3 separate regions of the Homo sapiens genome follow, and all the other regions are linked to region 2. Evidence: chromatin contacts called from ENCODE Hi-C or POLR2A ChIA-PET data. All regions are on one chromosome and are shown on one strand. Each heading gives the region's core, a stretch centred on a gene start or an enhancer-like site at or near the end of the contact. The rest is flanking DNA. Distances are from core to core; before and after follow the strand shown.

The links. Hi-C counts contacts between places; a loop is a spot of excess contacts on that map. ChIA-PET counts read pairs that join two places held with the same protein, here RNA polymerase II (POLR2A). Pooled maps may share reads with other maps.
Region 1: a loop to region 2 is called in a map of OCI-LY7, with 10 times the contacts of the local background. The contact joins two enhancer-like sites. A Hi-C loop is called at or near these places in 1 of 168 maps with a recorded cell type or tissue (OCI-LY7) and 2 of 50 pooled maps. POLR2A ChIA-PET finds 5 or more read pairs at or near these places in 2 of 52 experiments (B cell and OCI-LY7).
Region 3: a pooled map shows a loop between it and region 2 (5-fold over the local background). The contact joins the promoter of ANXA11 here to the enhancer-like site in region 2. A Hi-C loop is called at or near these places in 1 of 37 single-sample maps with no recorded cell type and 3 of 50 pooled maps. POLR2A ChIA-PET finds 5 or more read pairs at or near these places in 1 of 52 experiments (BJ).

The regions. Positions count from the first base shown.
Region 1 is chr10:80,470,656-80,473,877 of GRCh38, forward strand. All of the region lies in intron 1 of TSPAN14 (tetraspanin 14), which reads left to right. Among named protein-coding and RNA genes, the nearest start is that of TSPAN14, 18 kb to the left of the region's middle. RefSeq lists enhancers at 588-827, 838-907, 1,608-1,837, 2,470-2,519. Within about 2 kb of position 1,741, at least 15 of the 41 ENCODE cell types and tissues checked have a DNase peak (open chromatin) inside an H3K27ac peak, as active enhancers do; they include B cell and OCI-LY7, where a contact is called at or near this core.
Region 2 is chr10:86,412,068-86,414,896 of GRCh38, forward strand. No RefSeq gene overlaps it. Among named protein-coding and RNA genes, the nearest start is that of GRID1, 47 kb to the left of the region's middle. RefSeq lists enhancers at 659-1,008, 2,009-2,058. Within about 2 kb of position 1,549, at least 5 of the 41 ENCODE cell types and tissues checked have a DNase peak (open chromatin) inside an H3K27ac peak, as active enhancers do; they include B cell and OCI-LY7, where a contact is called at or near this core.
Region 3 is chr10:80,203,839-80,207,117 of GRCh38, forward strand. It overlaps ANXA11 (annexin A11), which reads right to left and starts at 1,699. Exons shown (of 16, transcript NM_145868.2): 1 at 1,505-1,699. RefSeq lists enhancers at 1-57, 2,697-3,279, 3,109-3,279 and a silencer at 1,043-1,922.

The sequences.
Region 1 (3,222 bases), core at 491-2,990, 5.9 Mb before region 2:
CTGGAGCAGCTCCTGTAACAGCCAGCTTTTAAAGACCCAGTTATTGGAGCAAAGTTTGTTTCTCCCCAAGAATGGGCCACTCATCACTTGGAACATCTATGGTGTTCAGGAGTGGCTCCCACCCCAATGGTGTCAGCCCTGCAAGGATGACCATGCTGGTTTTGTCTTGGTATCATCTGCAGGGCCCAGCCTGGAGCTGGGGATGCACTGAAGGCTCTGTTAATAATCTTCATTGGAGGGTCAGTCTCGGGGTGAAACAGTTGCCTGCTGCCAGGTCGGGTTGCAGTGTGTCCCTCCCTATCTTTAGGCACAGCTCTCGATCCCAAACTGGGGAGCTTCTAGATGTGCTGCCCTCATCTAGTACAAATTTAAACTAGCTGCTTTAGGGAGCATTTCCTGACCAGCTTGCCACCACCACCACCTCCTTCTCTCTGCCCTCCAGCACCTACTTGACTGCACTTAGTGAAGGGAGTCATGTTCTGAGTTCCCTGAGTCAGGCACAGGTCCCACTCTGAGTTGGTGTTTGTCTCCACGGCCTCATTCTCGGTGTCTTACATGCAGCAGTGCCCTGAACATGTAGAAACAAGTCTTTAGGTGTTTGTCTCCCACAGCAAAAGTCTTTTCACCCCATGGGCTTGGCAGGCGAGCCTGTGCACTGATGGATTGCTGGGTGGTTTGCTTCAACCTTGCTGATCTAGGGAGGCCACAGGGCCCAGCCCAGTCCTCCTGAGGTCTGGAGGCACAGCACCTTGGACTCCCTGGGTTCTTGTTCACATTGGGAATACTAGTGTAGACTGGGCCCAGACTCTCCACGTTTGTTTGCAACTAGCTGAGGAAGAGGCTCTGATGTGCTCTTACCAGGGGCATATAAAAGGATTCTGTGTATAGACATTTCATGTAGACTTAGATTTTCAGAAACAGGCCTGTCATGATGATCAGGGTATGGGTATAGGACACGTGCACTATGCCTGCTTTGGCCTAGCATCCTCCCTTGAGTGGGCAGCTTCACCTTCAATGGCAGAGGGAAGTAGGTTGGGACATCAACTTGGAAGTCAAGGTGCCAGGCCTCCTTTTGCCTAGCCATTTGAGAAGTGGGGGTGGGGTGGGTAGCAGGTGTGGGGTGAGTGGCAGGTGTGGGTGACCAGGCCCTGCCTCACCTAGGTGGGCAGGTGTTGCCCTGAGGCTGCTGGTGCAGTTGAATGAGCTGCCTGATGAATCATTCTGAAAATCTCTCATGGGTGCTGGGCGTGGTGGCTCATGCCTGTGATCCTAGCACTTTGGGAGCCCGAGGCAGTAGGATGGCTTAAGCAGGAGTTTGAGACCAGCCTGGGCAACATAGGGAGACCCCATCTCCCTATGTAGCTGGGACTGCAGGTGTGCACTGAGGTAGGAGGATCACTTGAGCCCAGGAGGTCAAGGCTGCAGTGAGCTGTGACGGTGCCACTGCACTCCAGCCTGGGTCACAGAGTGAGGCCCTGTCTCAAAAACGTAAAAGTGAAAATCTCCAATGGGGCCCAAGGCCTGAATGTTTTGTTTGCTTTTTTTTTGTTCCTCCAAGAAGGACCACAAACTCTATGTTTCAGTTACTTGAAGCCAGTTATTTTGTAGTATCTCCCTTAATTTAAGTTTGTTTGTTGTTTCCTCATGGTTAGCTGCAAGTTTTGCAGTTTTGTAAGGAATACTGCGGAAATGGTGAGTTCTAGGTGCATCCCCTTGGGAGGCACATGATGTGGGTCTGAGTCATTACCGGTGATATTGACAATGATCGCTTGCTTATGGTGATGTCTGCTGGGTTTCTCCCCTCTAAGTTACTATTTTGTTCTTTGTAAGTGTCCTGTGGGGAGATACTTTGAGATTATGCAAATACAGTATGCTATTTCACATCAAACTCATGACTGGTTTTAGGACCCATTGCAGATTCTTGGCACAGTCGGTTGTTTCTGTCATGGGTGTTGAATGCGATGATTTAATTCCATAATTCCTTCTACATTTATCATTTAACTATACAGAACTGCTGTAGCTATGTATCATTGTGCTACACATAACTTTTCCTTCTTTCCTGTTTATTTATCTCTGTGTGTGTATTAGAATGGGCTCATGAATTCTTATTTTATTCAATGAGTTAAAATCCGTTGTTATTATTGTTTATTTTGCCGCTCAGATTGTTCCAGATTTGGCCAGTGGGGGCTTTTTCAAGCTGCTGTGAATGACAGCTCTTCAAAACATGCATTTCCAAGTCTATCACAGTTCTGTTGAACTAGTTGCCATATGATTCTGGAGGCAGCTCCTGAGCCGTTCTGCTGTCCTGTGGAGCATGGCGTCAGTCACAGTAGGCCCATGGTTTTTAGTGTGCACCTTGTGAAGCCTTCCTTTCCCCCAGCCACCTGAAGATAAAAGTGTCCTGCTCTGCCTGCTTCCATGTTGGGTTTCTGGGTCAGAGTTTCTTTGAACAAAGCCTCCTGTAGCTTAAAAAATAATAAAAATAGTAAGCTTGGAAGTCACTGGACTAGGTGACCTCCATTCCAGGCCCAGTGCTTCTCCCACTGAGGACTCCCCTGACTCAAATCCACCCACTCTGCTGCTTTCCTGATGACAGCACTGAGGTAGACAGAGGCCTCCTCTCACCAGGTTAATGAGGAGGCCCCTCGGTGTCCTGAAACTTGGCAGGTTTTGGGTTGTGAGTTTTTGGTGGTGGAAATTCACAGTGTTTCAGTCACTAAGATCAGGGTTTTTACAGGATGCCAGGCACTGAGACCCTCAGACCCTTTGGAGAGCCTGGTGGAGCTCAGAGCTGGGGCCCAGCCTCTCCTGCACCTGCATGTGGAGGCCATCCAGGGCTGGCGGTCAGGGGCTTGATGGCCTTGGAAGCTGGGGGCCCACCTTCCCCACACTGTGCCAGGGCAGTGTTTGTCACCCTGTGATAAAGGAGGGGATCCAGCCCCCCTGACGTTGTGCAGCTGTGTAGTGACTTCCCACAGTAAAGAGTCAAACTTCTTCACTCCAGTGAGCGGTTGCTGCCACCATGATGGGTTTTTTTTTTTTTTTTAAATTAAAGTTTTTTTTTTTCTTTTTTGTTGGAAACCACAGGTTCACATGCCACGGTGTCTGATTTTGCAGTGTTTCTGGTGGCCCCTGGATTTGGCGTTTGGGTTAATGAGGGAATGGGTCAGGGATGTGCATGGACAGTTCTGGCTCTAAGGGGTGAGTCAGAGAGAGCCGAGC
Region 2 (2,829 bases), core at 299-2,798:
AACATAGTGAGACCCCATCTCTACAAAAAGTAAAATGTTAGTCAGGCGTGGTGGTGCATGCGTGTAATTTCAGCTACTCAGGAGGCTGAGGTAGGAGGATTGCTTGAGCCCAGGGATGTTGAGGCTGCAGTGAGCTATGATCACACCACTGCACCCCAGCCTGGGTGACAGAGCAAGACTCTGTCTTAAAAAAAAAAAAAAAAGGAAATCAGGCCTTTGTGGGCTGTCTGCACCTGGCACTGTTCCTTGTAAAGAGGTTGGTTGTTCTTTTTTTTCCCCATGCCAAGCTGTATACACCTGTGGCTCACCCTTAGTACATTATATCACCGTACTCATCATTTGACCAGATAGAAGAAGATTTGATTAAAATGCCATCATGTTAATTTGCTGTGTATGAGACACCTACATGCTCCGCTATAAACAATTCATACACTTCCAGGCAGTGTCCAGAGTAAACCTGTTGTTTCTTTACAAACTTCACACTGCCTTGAAAATTAGGTAAGAGTTTGTCTGTTCACACATTATGAACTCTTGATGCATAGACCTGGAAACCCAAAATTGAAACATAAACTCTTCTGTAAGTATCTAAAAATTGAAGACAGTCCAGGCACGGTGGCTCACAAACTGTAATCCCAGCACTTTGGGAGGCAGAGGCAGGCAGATCACTTGAGGTCTGGAGTTCGAGACCAGCCTGACCAACATGGAGAAACCCCGTCTCTACTAGAAATACAAAAATTAGCCAGGCATAGTTGTGGGCACCTGTAATCCCAGCTACTCTACTCAAGAGGCTGAAACATGAGAATTGCTTGAACCCGGGAAGCAGAGGCTGCAGTGAACCAAGATCACACCACTGCACTCCAGCCTGGGCGACAAAGCCAGACTCCGTCTCTAAATAAATAAATAAATAATTGAAGACTGCCAGGCACATTCTAAGTGCTCAGTAAATGTTCACAATTAAAATTAAAAACATTCCTCAGAACATCATCCGGGGCTGGAGAGGTGTGATCAGGCAGTCGTTGGAACAGTAACAGGTGCTGAAGTAAGATGGTTTGCTTTACTCCATTTTAGTTTCTCTTGTGTATGGGTTCTCTGCGTCACTCTTACAACCCTAAAAATAAATGCTATATTTAATATTAGTCCACTTTAACTATTTCTGTCTGGACATGGTGGATTGTGCAGTAATTCATGCTTACCATTTCAGAAACTGTTCAGTGATCCAAAGGTTAAATGCAGGATGTGGTTTCTGCAGACTCTGGCATATATACAGCGCATGTTCAGTGCAGGCGAGCTATTTTTATGAAAGCTATGCTTAAATTTTCTCCTTGGATGACAGTAACATAAAACAGAAGAAGTTAGAGTAGCAATATGTGCTTATGTAATATTTGGTTTGTCTTGTTTTATTTTCCATGGGGTGCTATGTAAGTACAGTACTGACAACTATAGTACTGAAACCCTGCAAATTTACTTTTTATTATTTCAGTTTAGTTACCAAAAATTATGTGATGCATCACATGACCAATCATGCAAAAATTCGTGCTTAAGTGCCTCAGAAACTTCTCCATGGTCTAAAGGTTCAACTCAGGATGTGGTTTCCACCCCAAAGCCAGTCCCAGCTGCCACTCACTTTATTTTTTTCTTTTTTTTTTTTAAGAGTTGGGGTCTCCGCCGGGTGCAGTGGCTCACACCTGTAATCCCAGCATTTTGGGAGGCCGAGGTGGGCGGATCACCCAAGGTCAGGAGTTTGAGCCCAGCCTGGCCAACATGGTGAAACCCTGTTTCTACTAAAAATACAAAAATTAGCCGGGCATGGTGACGTGTGCCTGTAATCCCAGCTACTCGGGAGGCTGAGGCAGGAGAATCGCTTGATCCCAGGAGGCGGAGGTTGCAGTGAGCCAAGATGGCGCCATTGCACTCCAGCCTGGGCATCGCAGCGAGACCCCGTCTCAAAAAAAAAAAAAAAAGGAGCTGGGGTCTCGTTCTGTCACCCAGGCTGGAGTGCAGTGGCACAGTCATGGCTCACTGCAACCTCAACCTCCTGGGCTCGAGCAGTCCTCCTTCCTCAGCCTCCAAAGAAGTTGGGACTACAGGATCATGCCACCATGCCTGATTAAATCTTTTTTAAATTATTTTTTGAAGAGACAGGGTCTTGCTATCCTACCCAGGTTTGTCTCAAACTCTTAGCCTCAAGTGCTCCTCCTGCCTCAGCCACCCTAGCCTCTGGGATTTTAGACACAAGCCACTGTGCCTGGCCCCTCACTTTCCTTTTATGGCTTGAGTTTTATCTCTATCGAAGTAATAAGTGTGCTTATCTTTAAAAATCAAACGTTTTACAGTGAAAATGCTTACAATTAAAAATAATGGTCCCCTAGCTCTGCAGTTCCCCATTGAGCTCTGTTCCTGGGAAGCACCCACTTCCAGCCCTGGCACCTGCTTTTTTTCTGCCAGTTGATTTAACTCCATATTTTTATTTTATTATTATCATTATTTTTATTTTATTTTATTTTATTTTTGAGTCGGAGTCTCGCTCTGTTGCCCAGGCTGGAGTGCATTGGTGTGATCTCAGCTTACTGCAACCTCTGCCTCTCTTCAAGCAATTCTCCTGCCTCAGCCACCTGAGTAGCTGGGATTACAGGCGCCCGCCACCACAGCTGGCTAATTTTTGTATTTTTAGTAGAGACGGGGTTTCACCATGTTGGTCAGGCTGCTCTCGAACTCCTGATCTTGTGATCCACCTGCCTTGGCCTCCCAAAGTGCTAGGATTACAGTCATGAGCCACCGCGCCCGGCCTTAACTCCATTTTTTTTTTTTCAAGTTGGAGTCTCGCTCTGT
Region 3 (3,279 bases), core at 449-2,948, 6.2 Mb before region 2:
GCATGAGCTAAGCCAGAAAGACGGTTCAGGAGAAGTGCATTTCAACTTTAGCTGAACCTTCCACTGCTACTATTTATTGACCCTTACACCTGATTATTTATGACCCAGGCCTGCCTCACACACTTTATGGCTAATGTGGGTGACACCCATCTGGGATACACAAGTGTGGTGCAGCAGTCACCACCTGTTCTGACTGGTCCGTACCTGAGCTCTGTATTGTTATTAAATAAATGAATGCACTGAATCTCACAAGCCTGTGAGGCAGGGATTACTATTACCCCCATTTTACAGATGAAAAACCAAAGCACAGACAATAGTCAAAGAAAAGATAGCAAGGTATGCAGGAGCCTGAAGTAGTGGGCACCCAATGCCAGGGCAACAAACTGCCCTGGCACCTCACCTGGCCTCTCTTATCAGGGAACACCTTGCAGCACAAAGAATGCCTTGAGGAAAGGGGCCCTGTTAATCCCCTGGAATCCCCAACAATTGACTGCCGCATAAAAGGAATGAGGAAAGCAATGAGAGCCAGTGAAGGGTGAGCATACCAGGCCCTGCCCTGCAAACCTAGTCCCTGTTGCGTGGGCAGGGCAGGGCAGGGCAGGGCAGGGGCTCGGCCTCACAGCTCCACTCCATGCCCAGCGCAGAGAACAGAGGGGAGAGCTACCACAAACGCCGAATCTCTACAGAGAGGTCAAGGATTGGAGGGCAGAGACAGAAATGCCCCGGGCTGACTGTTTCCAGCTTGGGCTAGCACTGGCTGGCTTAACTTTTCCCCTCCAAAGTCTCTAGGTAACAAACTTCGCGTGTCTCCTTTAAACCAACAGACCATTTTACCTAAGTCTTAAGGGCCTGGCCTGCACCCATGGGAGATACAAGTCCAGGAATCCCTTCCTGAAACTGGGGATCAAGGTTGGGGAAGGGGCGAAGGCACGCACAGCACCTGGGATGGCTCCCGCATTCCCTCAAACACTGGGGAGAGTTCCTTACAAATAAACTGCAATGGTAGCAGCTCCCAGGAATGTGCGTGCTCCCAGTTTCGGAGGAAAGTTCCTGAAGATAGCCTTCTCTGCTTAATCTCCCCAAGCCTCGCCTAGAAGGGCGCGCGCACCCTGGAGGGCTCCGCAGGGCTGCGGGGCCGGGCCTCCGGCACCCCTCCCGCCACCCGTTGCCTCCTGCGCCCAGGGTCACGGCCCCTGGCCCTACCCAGGCCCAGACTGAGACCCCGACCCCTGAGCCCGGGGGGACGGCGAGTGCACCCCGACCACACATGAGGGAGCAGCCCCAGACGCCGAGGCTGATCTAGGGGGCTGCCAGGCCGACACGGCCCGCCCGCGACCCGCCGACGCCCTCCCCTGCCCCCCACCCCCACGCCTGTAGTGCAACCAGGAAGCCGCAGGGCCGCGCTGGGCTGGGCGCCAGGCAGCCCCGGGCCTCACCCGCGGCGCCGCGGTGCACTGCCGCCGCCTGGTCCCAGGCCCCCAGCCGGCTCGGGACCCTCACTCACCTGGCCACGGGGACTCCGGACGCGAGGGGCGAAATGGGACGTGGGCGGGAGTGGCTCTCTCCGCGGGCGTCCCGGGCGCGGCGCCTGGGTTCTGCCTAGGGGCTGGGTCCCACTCCCGCTCGCGGGGCCCGCGGGGCACTCGGGGCACTGGGGAGCCGCGGGCGCAGCAGCCGTCAGCGCCGGGCGGAAAACTCCGCGGGCGCGGCTGCCCCAGGTGCCAGAGGCAGTGCAAGGGAGGGGCGGGGCCTGAGCGCGGCCCCGCCCCCAAGATGAGGACTGGGCACGGCGGGCCCGCGAGGAGCAGCAGCCTTCCGGCTGCGGAGCTGCTCCAGGAAGTCTCGGGCTCCGGAGGTCCCTCTGCCGCCCCTAACCCCTGCGGCGCCCAGTGCCGCGCAGAGCCGCATTCGCCCTCCTGCAGGGGTGGGCATTTCCTAAGTCCTCTCCAGCCCCGTGTGCGTCGGTTAGTGACTCTCTTTAAGGTCGAGAAAACTTTTTACACTGAAAAGGTCAAACGCATTTCCTTTATAGCAACACTCGGTGGTGGTGGAGGGGGGAAGGTCACGCACAGTATGTGAGGAAGGGAGCGGTCAGTGACTATCGTGGAGAAACCTGACAAACCACCCAGCCGTCAAGGTGACCTCGACAGGGGTAAATCATACTGATTGCATGCACCGCTTGTGGTCTTCCTCCCAAGAACACCTAACCCCACTGTAATCATGAGGAAAACATCACAAATCAATTGAGGCCCTTGCCATATACATGACCAGTACTCCTGAAAACTAGCAAGGTCATCAAAAACAAGGAAAGTCTAGGACACTGTCACAGCCAAGAGGAACCCACGGAGATATAAAAATGACTTAAGATGTTAATAATAGGAAAAGCCCGGGTTTATGAGAATTCCCTGTATTCACACTTTTTCTGTAAATCTAAAGATGTTCTAAAAATAAAGCATATTTTTAAAAGGTCACCCAGGTAATATATGCATATATGGTAGGTATACAATTTTTTTTTTTAATGAGTGGTGGCTGACGCCTGTAATCTCAGCACTTTGGAAGGCCAAGACAGGAGGATGGCTTGAAGACAGGGCTTCCAGACTAGCCTGGGCAACATAGTGAGACCCAGTCTCTAAAAAACTAAAAATAAAAAATTCAAAAAATGAGTAAAAATTGAGATTCACTCTTCCCTCCACTCCCCCAGCCCACTCTTAGGTGTGTCCTTCCAAATATCTCTCTTTAACACTGTGTGTGTGTGTTTACATAAACGTATTGTTTACAAAACGATATTGCAGTACTTTTCTGCAACATGTTTTTTTACTCACTATATCTTGGAGGGTCTTTCCATACAAGTGCTCCTGAACAGACCTGGTTCTTCCCATCCACTGCACACTGCGCGCCATCGTGCGCTTCACCATTCTTCATTACCTAGCTCCTTACTGAAGGACATTTAGGTTGTTGCCTATGTTTGGCTGTTACAAACAAGCTGCTGGTTCGATTTTCCTTTTTTTTTTTTTTTTTCTGAGACGGAGTCTCGATCTGTCGCCCAGGCTGGAGTGCAGTGGCGCGATCTCGGCTCACTGCAACTTCCGCCTCCCGGGTTCAAGCGATTCTCCTGCCTCGGCCTCCTGAGTTGCTGGATCTACAGATGCCCACCACCACGCCCGGCTAATTTTCATTTTTAGTAGAGACGGGGTTTCACTATGTTGGCCAAGCTGTTCTCGAACTCCTAGGCTCAAATGATCCGCCCGCCTCGGCCTCCCAAAGTGCTGGGATTACAGG